Linked DNA regions of Homo sapiens: region 2 is linked to region 1. Evidence: read pairs that join two places in POLR2A ChIA-PET (ENCODE). Cell type or tissue: OCI-LY7. All regions are shown on one strand. Region 1 overlaps ST3GAL2 (ST3 beta-galactoside alpha-2,3-sialyltransferase 2). Region 2 overlaps COG4 (component of oligomeric golgi complex 4).

Region 1 (4,000 bases):
AGCCGCAGTGCCCGGCCATGAAAATGTTTTAAAATTAATTGTGGGGCCGGGTGTGGTGGCTCATGCCGTATAATCCCAGCACTTCGGGAGGCCAAGGTGAGCAGATCATCTGAGCTCAGAAGTTTGAGACCAGCCTGGCCAACATAGCGAAACCCCATCTCTACTAAAAATACAAAAATTAGCCAGGTCTGTGGTGACACATGCCTGTGATCCCAGCTACTCAGAAGGCCGAGGCAGGATAATCACTTGAACCTGGGAGGCGGAGGTTACAGTGAGCTGAGATTCTGCCACTGCACTCCAGTCTGGGCAACGGAATGAGACTCCGTTTCAAAAGAAATTAATTGTGGGCCGGATGTGGTGGCTCATGCCTGTAATCTCAACACGATGGGAGCCTGAGGCAGGTGGATCACTTGATGTCAGGAGTTTGAGACCAGCCTGGCCAGCATGGCAAAACACCGTCTCTACTAAAAATACAAAAATTAGCCAGGCATGGTGACATGTGCCTGTAATCCCAGCTACTCGGGAGGCTGAGGCACGAGAATCTCTTAAACTCGGGAGGTAGAGGTTTCAGTGAGCCAAGATTGCGCCACTGCACTCCAACCTGGGTAAGAGAGTGAGACTCCATCTCAAAAAAAAATAAAATTAAAAAAAATTAAAATTAATTGTAGTCATGGTTATACAACTCTGAATATATAAGAAGTTACTGGATTATACACATTAAATAGGTGAGATGTATGGGATATGAATCATATCTTGATAAAGCTGTTAAAAAATATACTTGGTGAACTAGATTTCCCATGGTTCCCGGCTATGATGGGACAACTACCCCCAAAGAAAGTCCTCAGAAGGCAGAGCTCCCTCAGTCAGGAGCCATCACCCAGAAAGGAGACCAAAACCAGATGGTCTGGCCGGGTGCGGTGGCTCACACCTATAATCCCAGCACTTTGGGAGCCCGAGGTAGCTGGATCATCTGAGGTCAGGAGTTCCAGATCAGCCTGACCAACATGAAGAAACCTGTCTCTACTAAAATACAAAATTAGCCGGGCGTGGTGGTGCATCCCTATAATCCCAGCTACTCAGGAGGCTGAGGCAAGAGAATCGCTTGAACCCGGGAGGCGGATGTTGCAGTGAGCCAAGATCGCGCCATTGCACCCCGGCCTGGGCAACAAGAGCGAAATTCTGTCTCCAAAAAAAAAAAAAAACAAACAAAAAAACAGATCCTTCCTCATCTTTCCACCATCAATATGCTGTGTCACCACACAGGAGGTGACACAGAGCAAGCTGTGCCTTCAGCTCACCCACCAACTTAGGCCCTCCCTTCTCACCAGCCCCTCTTGGCCAAAATGTTCAATGAAAGGAATCCTACAATCTGGCCCCTAGAAGACTCTGCCCAAGATGGTCCTGTCACCCATATTCTACCCAGGCCAGCAAGAAGCTCACAATCGGATCTGCCCCGTGGACAAGGCGCTGGCGATCCACAGAAGGTCCAGGACCTTGAAGGGCACCAGCACGAAGCTGACGTTGGCGGGCAGGTTCTTGGCACTCTCAGGGTACATGAAATGGTGGGTGGTTCGGCTGCCAACATCCTGCTCAAAGCCCACGGTTGGCGCCTGATTCATCCTGCAGGGACAAGAGGGTGACATGAGAATCAACTGCCATGGAAACTGATACAAGATTCTTAGAGGACAGTTCGAAGCCATCCATCAAAAATGCAAACGGGTGTATACTCCAACCTAGCAATTCCATTGCTAGAAATCTGCCCTATAAAAATGGTTACAAAGGTGTGCAAAGATGTGTATGAGGATATTCACTGCAGAATTATTTACAATAGTAACACCAGAATCAATCAAACAGGCCAGGTGTGGTGGCTCACACATGTAATCCAGGCACTTTGGGAGGCCAAGGTGGATGGACTGCTTTGAGGTCAGGAGTTCGAGACCAGCCTTAGCCAACATGGCAAAACCCCATCTTTACTAAAAAAAAAAAAACAAATATAAAATTAGCTGGGCGTGGTGGCATGTACCTGTAATCCCAGCAACCTGGGAGACTGAGGCAGGTGATGTGTTTGAACCTGGAGGCAGAGATTGCAGTGAGCCGACATCGCACCACCGCACTCCAGCCTGGGTGACAGAACAAGACTCTTGTCTCCAAAAAAAAAAAAAAAAAAGGTTGGCCGGGCGCGGTGGCTCACACCTGTAATCCCAGCACTTTGGGAGGCCGAGGTGGGCGGATCACGAGGTCAGGAGATCGAGACCACGGTGAAACCCCATCTCTACAAAAAAAAAAAAAAAAAAAAAAAAAAAAAAAAAAAAAAAAAAGGTTACTAACATTGGGGGCTTAACTCATTTTTACTGTATACATTTTTATTTATTTACTTTTAATTATTATTAGTTTTGAGACAAGGTCTCACTCTGTCACCCAGGCTGGAGTGCAGTGGTGCTATCTCGGCTCACTGCAATCCCCGCCTCCGCCTCCCAGGTTCAAGCGATTCTCCTGCCTCAGCTTCCTCAGTAGACGGGACTACAACATGTGCCAGCATTCCCAGCTAAGTTTTTGGTTGAGACGGATCGCCCTGTCGCCCAGGCTGGAGTCCAGTGGTGCAATCTCACCTCACTGCAACCTCCACCTCCTGGGTTCAAGGGATTCTCCTGCCTCAGCCTCCCAAGTAGCTGGGATTACAGGCGTTAGCCGCTACGTCCAGCTAATTTTTTGTATTTTCAGTAGAGACGGGGTTTCACCCTGATAGCCAGGATGGTCTCCATCTACTGACCTCGTGATGCGCCGGCCTCGGCCTCCCAAAGTGCTGGGATTACAGGCGTGAGCCACCGAGCCCAGCCATTTTGTTTGTTTGGGTTTTTTGTTTGTTTGTTTGTTTTTTGAGACGGAGTCTTGCTCTGTCGCCCAGGCTGGAGTGCAGTGTCACAATCTCGGCTCACTGGAAGCTCCGCCTCCTGGGTTCACGCCATTCTCCTGCCTCAGCCTCCCAAGTAGCTGGGACTACAGGCGCCCGCCATCACGCCCGGCTAATTGTTTGCATTTTTAGTAGAGACAGGGTTTCACCGTGTTAGCCAGGATAGTCTGGATCTCCTGACCTCGTGATCCGCCCACCTCAGTCTCCCAAAGTGCTGGGATTACAGGCGTGAGCCACCACGCTCGGCCCTGTTTGTCTTTTAAGTCTCACTCTGTCACCCAGGCTGGAGTGCAGTGGCACCATCATGGCTCACTGCAGCCTCGACCTCCTGGGTTCAATCAATCCTCCAGCTTCAGCCTCCCGAGTAGCTGGGACCACAGGTCTGCATCACCACGCCTGTTTTGTTTTCTGTTTTGTAGAGATAGGGGTCTCACTGCGTTGTCCAGGCTGGTCTCAATCTCCTGAACTCAAGCAACCCTCCTGCCTCAGCCTCCTGAGTAGCCATAACTACAGGCAGATGACACCAGGCCTGGCCTTTTATAATTTTTTAAAGAAACAACTTATAAAGAACAGCCTTCCGCAGCTTCCACTTCACTTGGCTGTTCTGCCCTCCTTCCTATAAGATGGTGAAAGTAAGATAGGAAGTTCAAGCCTTCCCTCAGGCCCTGGGCCGGATGGAAGCCTCTGTCCTGCCACCCACTACCACCCTATTCCTGTCTGCCGCTTTAAGACCCTGTCTGCCCTTCCACTCCAAGGCCAAGAGAAATGCCCCAAGTTCTGACGGTCTGCCCTTGCTATCTTTCTGGTGATGTGCAATGTCCCCTCTCTCCTGCTGCTGTCTGGACAGAGGGGACATTGCTGTAGCTCCTGTCTGGAAACCTTCTCTGTGGCTATAATAAGCCAAGAAGGCTTCCACTTCCTTTCAATTTGTGCAAAATACAAGACAAGTAAAAACCAAAGCTCCCCTTTTTAGTATGCATCTTACGTAACAGGTGAACCAGGTTTAAACACAAACCTGTTGGTCTTTTTTTTTCTGTTATGACTGTTTACAAGCACATTCCTGTCTCACGTGGACCACACCTTGTGGAA
Region 2 (4,000 bases), 110 kb after region 1:
GGAGTTCGAGACCATCCTGGCCAACATGGCAAAACCCCGTCTCTACTAAAAATACAAAAATTAGTCGGGTGTGGTGGCAGGTGCCTGTAATCCCAGCTACTTGGGGGGCTGAGGCAGGAGAATCGCTTGAACCTATGAGGCGGAGGTTGCAGTGAGCCAAGATCGCGCCATTGCACCCCAGCTGGGGCAACAAGAACGAAACTCCATCTCCAAAAAAAAAAGTAGCATGGGGCAAAATTATTAAGGCACTAATTGCTCTGGCCATTCAGAGGAAAGAACAAACTGTTTCGGTGTAAGGCATTCAAGGAAGGTTCCATGACAGGGTTGGTAGCTGAGCTGAACATAAAAGGGTAGAACATAATTCTGACAGGAGATGAAGGTGAGAACATTTCTCCACCCCCAGCAGCCTCTCTCCAGCTCACTGTCCTATTTGATATTTTCTTAATGGTCCTTAGGATTTCCTGACATTCTCTGGTTTATCTATTTCTTGTCTGCATGGATCTAGCCTGTTTTCTTCACCACTGCGTCTCTATACAGCACTGTCTACCTTTCTGCTTGATGGAAATATTCTAACTGCACTGTCTGGTATGGTAGCCCTCAGCCATGTGTGGCTATTGAGCACCTGAAGCATAGCTAGTACAACTCAGGAAGTGGATTTTTAATTTAAATGTAAATTTCAATAGCCACCTGTGGCTGGTGACTACCATGTTGGGCAGTGTAGCTCTAGAACCCAGAACAGTGCCTGATATTTAGAAGTTTCTCAATAAATATTTGTGCAATGAGTAAGAGAGTGAATGAACATATTCTGGAAAGGGGATAATATAAGCAAGTGCAGAATGGCACAAAACCCAAAAAGGTATTTGAGAAATAGCAGAGTCAGTTCACAGACACGTGCAGGGAAGTGGCAGGAGGTAGAGCTGCGAGGGGCAGAGACTGACGGGGACTTGGGTGCTCTGCTGCAGAGTTAGCCCTGTGACCTGTGGACAGTGGGCTGGCACTGAGGATTTTTAAAGCAGGTGAATGCCACATGAGCACAGCTGTGGTTCAGGAATACTCATCTAGAGGCCGTGGGAGGGAGGAAATAGAGGGCCTGGGGATCCCACTGCCTGTAAACTGGTCTGCTGGTGGCATGATGAGGAAGGCAGGGGTGAGGTAAGGAGGAGCCAGTCTTCGAGACATGAGTCAGGAGCTTCAGGATTTCAGGGTAAAAGGAGGATCTCAGAACCCCAGGGGCTGTGATTAGGAAGTCCCTCTCATCTTGCCCAGAGTGCTTCCCTTGTCGGTGTCCTGCAGCCAGTGCTGAAAGTCATGATGCTGACAGTGCTGCTTAGGCCACTCTGATTGTGGACAGATAAGCCTAAAGGTCTTTCTTTAATATGCCACAACATGAGGCCTCTAATGTCACAAGTTTCCAAATAACTGTCCTGTCCTGACAGCTGAAGGATGAAGGCCATAAGTGTTTCCAAGGCATTTAAGAGCACCAAGAATAACTGTCATGAGGACTTCTGGATTTGAGTTCAAATGGTATTGATTTCAAAGTTTCCCCTGTACTGACAGCCCTAGTAAGCGTGGATTCACTGGGTTTATTCCCTGCCCACAGTGCATGATGTCAGTAAATTTGGAGAATTCATCTAGACAGCCAAATGAATCAAGGTGACATAAAAAATAGGCCCTGCAATGGGAGTGATGACATTTTAAATACTTGGTGTCAGGAAAACCAGAAACCTGTCACCAAGCATTTAGCATCGCCTCTCTTTTTGGTCTTATCTTCTGGGGCCTCAAACAATGAAACTGTGTTAATGGGAGGTCCTCACAGAGCGAATATGCACTGGCCGGTTTTGGAGACATGTAGTCAAGTGGTGGAAAACGGAACTGGAAAGGTGGTATGGGTTAGAGTTAGGAGGCTTAAACAAAGACATCTAGCTTTGATGTGGTAGGCAGCAAGCAGCCAATGATTATTTCTGAGCACAGAAATGAAAGTAAGTTCTGTAAAAAAAATCACAAACAAAATAAAAATTTAAGTTGGTTCATGATGTGATGCTGGTTGCTGGGCATTTTGGCAAAGTTCTCCAAAGGTAACAACTTTCACAGGCAACAGTTTTTTGGATCTGATCTTTTTTTGGCAGCAACCATGATATCCTAGATTGACAGAAACCATACACAGGGCAAATATTTTCTATGACAGGAAGAGAGTGGGGCTGCCTAAACAGCTTTCACATTGGATCTGTCTCATAACTAGTTACTATGGGTTCCTCTGCACAGGGCTTGGTAGATATTAGCAAGTTTAGGCTTCTCTCTCTGCAAGTAACAGCTCTGAACTCTTTTGGGGGTCACAGATCCTTTTAAGAATATGATAACCAGGCACGGTAGCTCATGCCTGTAATCCCAACACTTTGGGAGGCCAAGACGGGTGGATCACTTGAGGTCAGAAGTTCGAGACCAGCCTGGCCAACATGGCAAAACCCAGTCTTTACTAAAAAAAAAAAAAAAAAAATTAGCCAGGTATGGTGGCGCATGCCTGTAATCCCAGCTACTCGGGAGGCTAAAGCAGGAGAATCGCTTGAACCTGTGAGGCGGAGGTTGCAGTGAGCCAAGGTCATGCCATTGCACTCCAGCCTGGGGAACAAGAGCAAGACTCCATCTCAAAAAAAAAAAAAAAAGAATCTGATAAAAGCTAAGGAAGGACCCTGTGACCCAAAAATGCATGTGAACATTTTTGCGTCCAACCCCACTTGTGGGCTACAGATGCTACTAGATGTTTCTTTCAGGCTCTGAGCCTCAGGAGTCAAGACTCAGGGTGCGGCCAATGTGGGGGATGGAGCAGAATGGACCTCGGACTGTGCTACTCCCATGCGTGCTAAGACAGCGTGTGCCAGAGAGGCCTGATCTTGAGCTTAGGATTCATCTGTGGTCTTTCTGGCTCATCACAAACTGGTTGTTGCTTTGTACAAATCCTTTCATCCTTCTGTGCTCCTCCTTTCCAAGCTGTCACACAATGGAAGGCTTGCTGCTTTATCACATCTGTCATTCTGGGTAGCAAAGGGCTTTAATAAAGCCTCCTTTCCAGAGGAAGTTGAAAGCCTAAGACATGTACTAGCAGAGCAGTGATGGCAGGCCCGAAGGACTGGCGCCTGCCCATGCTGCGGGCCTCTCCTCAGAGAAGCAGTCTGGTGGTCTGGCACAGATGGTAGAGCTGGTTCTGTGGCAGATGCAAGCCAAGCTTGGCACTCAGTGGGCTCCTGAGCAGCTGGCCAGTGCTCTGGGGAATGAATTCTAGGTGACAGCTGGACAGCCCAGCCTCTATCGTGGCTCAGGTGACTCAGAATATGTCCCTGAGTAAGAAATAGTTTCAGAACCTTCTGGGAGGAAATTCCCTTAAAGGAGGAATTTTCCTTCTATATAGACACTGGAGGAAAAGTCTCTAGCTAGAGGCCAATTATACTGTGGCTTAGCAGTGATAGCGTAACCTCTCGAGATAAACCAACCCAGCTCGTGAGCTGTGGGGTACCTACCAGGAAGGACATCTTCGCCTCGTCAGTACTCTCGATGCCTTTTGTGTCAAATTTGCCTTGCTGGAGGCTGCTGTGCATGATGTTCACGGCACTTGTCACCCCGCGCTGGATGTCCTGGAAGGTGGTGGCAGGAAAGCCCATCCGCAGCTTATTACACAGAACATCCCTGGGGGGCAGGATTGCATAGAGGAATTGACAGTGCTCAACTTGGCCACCAGGACAGAAGGGCCAGTCTTCACCACTCTGACCCAGCAGCACAAGGTGCTCTTTTAGGGGGAATAACCAGTCCTTAAGACCACTGTAGGAGACCTGAGGAGCCAGGGTATGAAAGTAACCAGCACCCCGTCAAGGACACTGATGTGACAAGAACATACAGGGGAGACTGGCCAATCTCTACTGTTCATGAGGCTTTTAGCCATCACCACTGCACTCCCAACAAAGCTGTGCGGCTTAGTGAACGCAGTACCATGTAGGAGTTGAGAACAGGT

Evidence for each region. ChIA-PET counts read pairs that join two places held together with the same protein. Peaks named below come from ENCODE experiments on the same cell type or tissue, not always from the same donor. Only the 100,000 strongest peaks of a DNase experiment are listed, where the experiment ranks them.
Region 2: POLR2A ChIA-PET joins it to region 1 with 6 read pairs; 12 of 35 experiments call an interaction of 5 or more read pairs at or near these places.

The regions. Positions count from the first base shown.
Region 1 is chr16:70,386,927-70,390,926 of GRCh38, forward strand. ST3GAL2 (ST3 beta-galactoside alpha-2,3-sialyltransferase 2) reads right to left here. Exons shown (of 7, transcript NM_006927.4): 4 at 1,441-1,620. Among named protein-coding and RNA genes, the nearest start is that of DDX19A, 42 kb to the left of the region's middle. RefSeq lists an enhancer at 312-996. In OCI-LY7, no CTCF peak of the experiment used is centred here; no DNase peak of the experiment used is centred here.
Region 2 is chr16:70,492,754-70,496,753 of GRCh38, forward strand. It overlaps COG4 (component of oligomeric golgi complex 4), which reads right to left. Exons shown (of 19, transcript NM_015386.3): 12 at 3,513-3,678. Among named protein-coding and RNA genes, the nearest start is that of COG4, 29 kb to the right of the region's middle. In OCI-LY7, no CTCF peak of the experiment used is centred here; a DNase peak (open chromatin) is centred at 1,868; H3K4me3 peaks cover 826 bases; H3K27ac peaks cover 1,237 bases.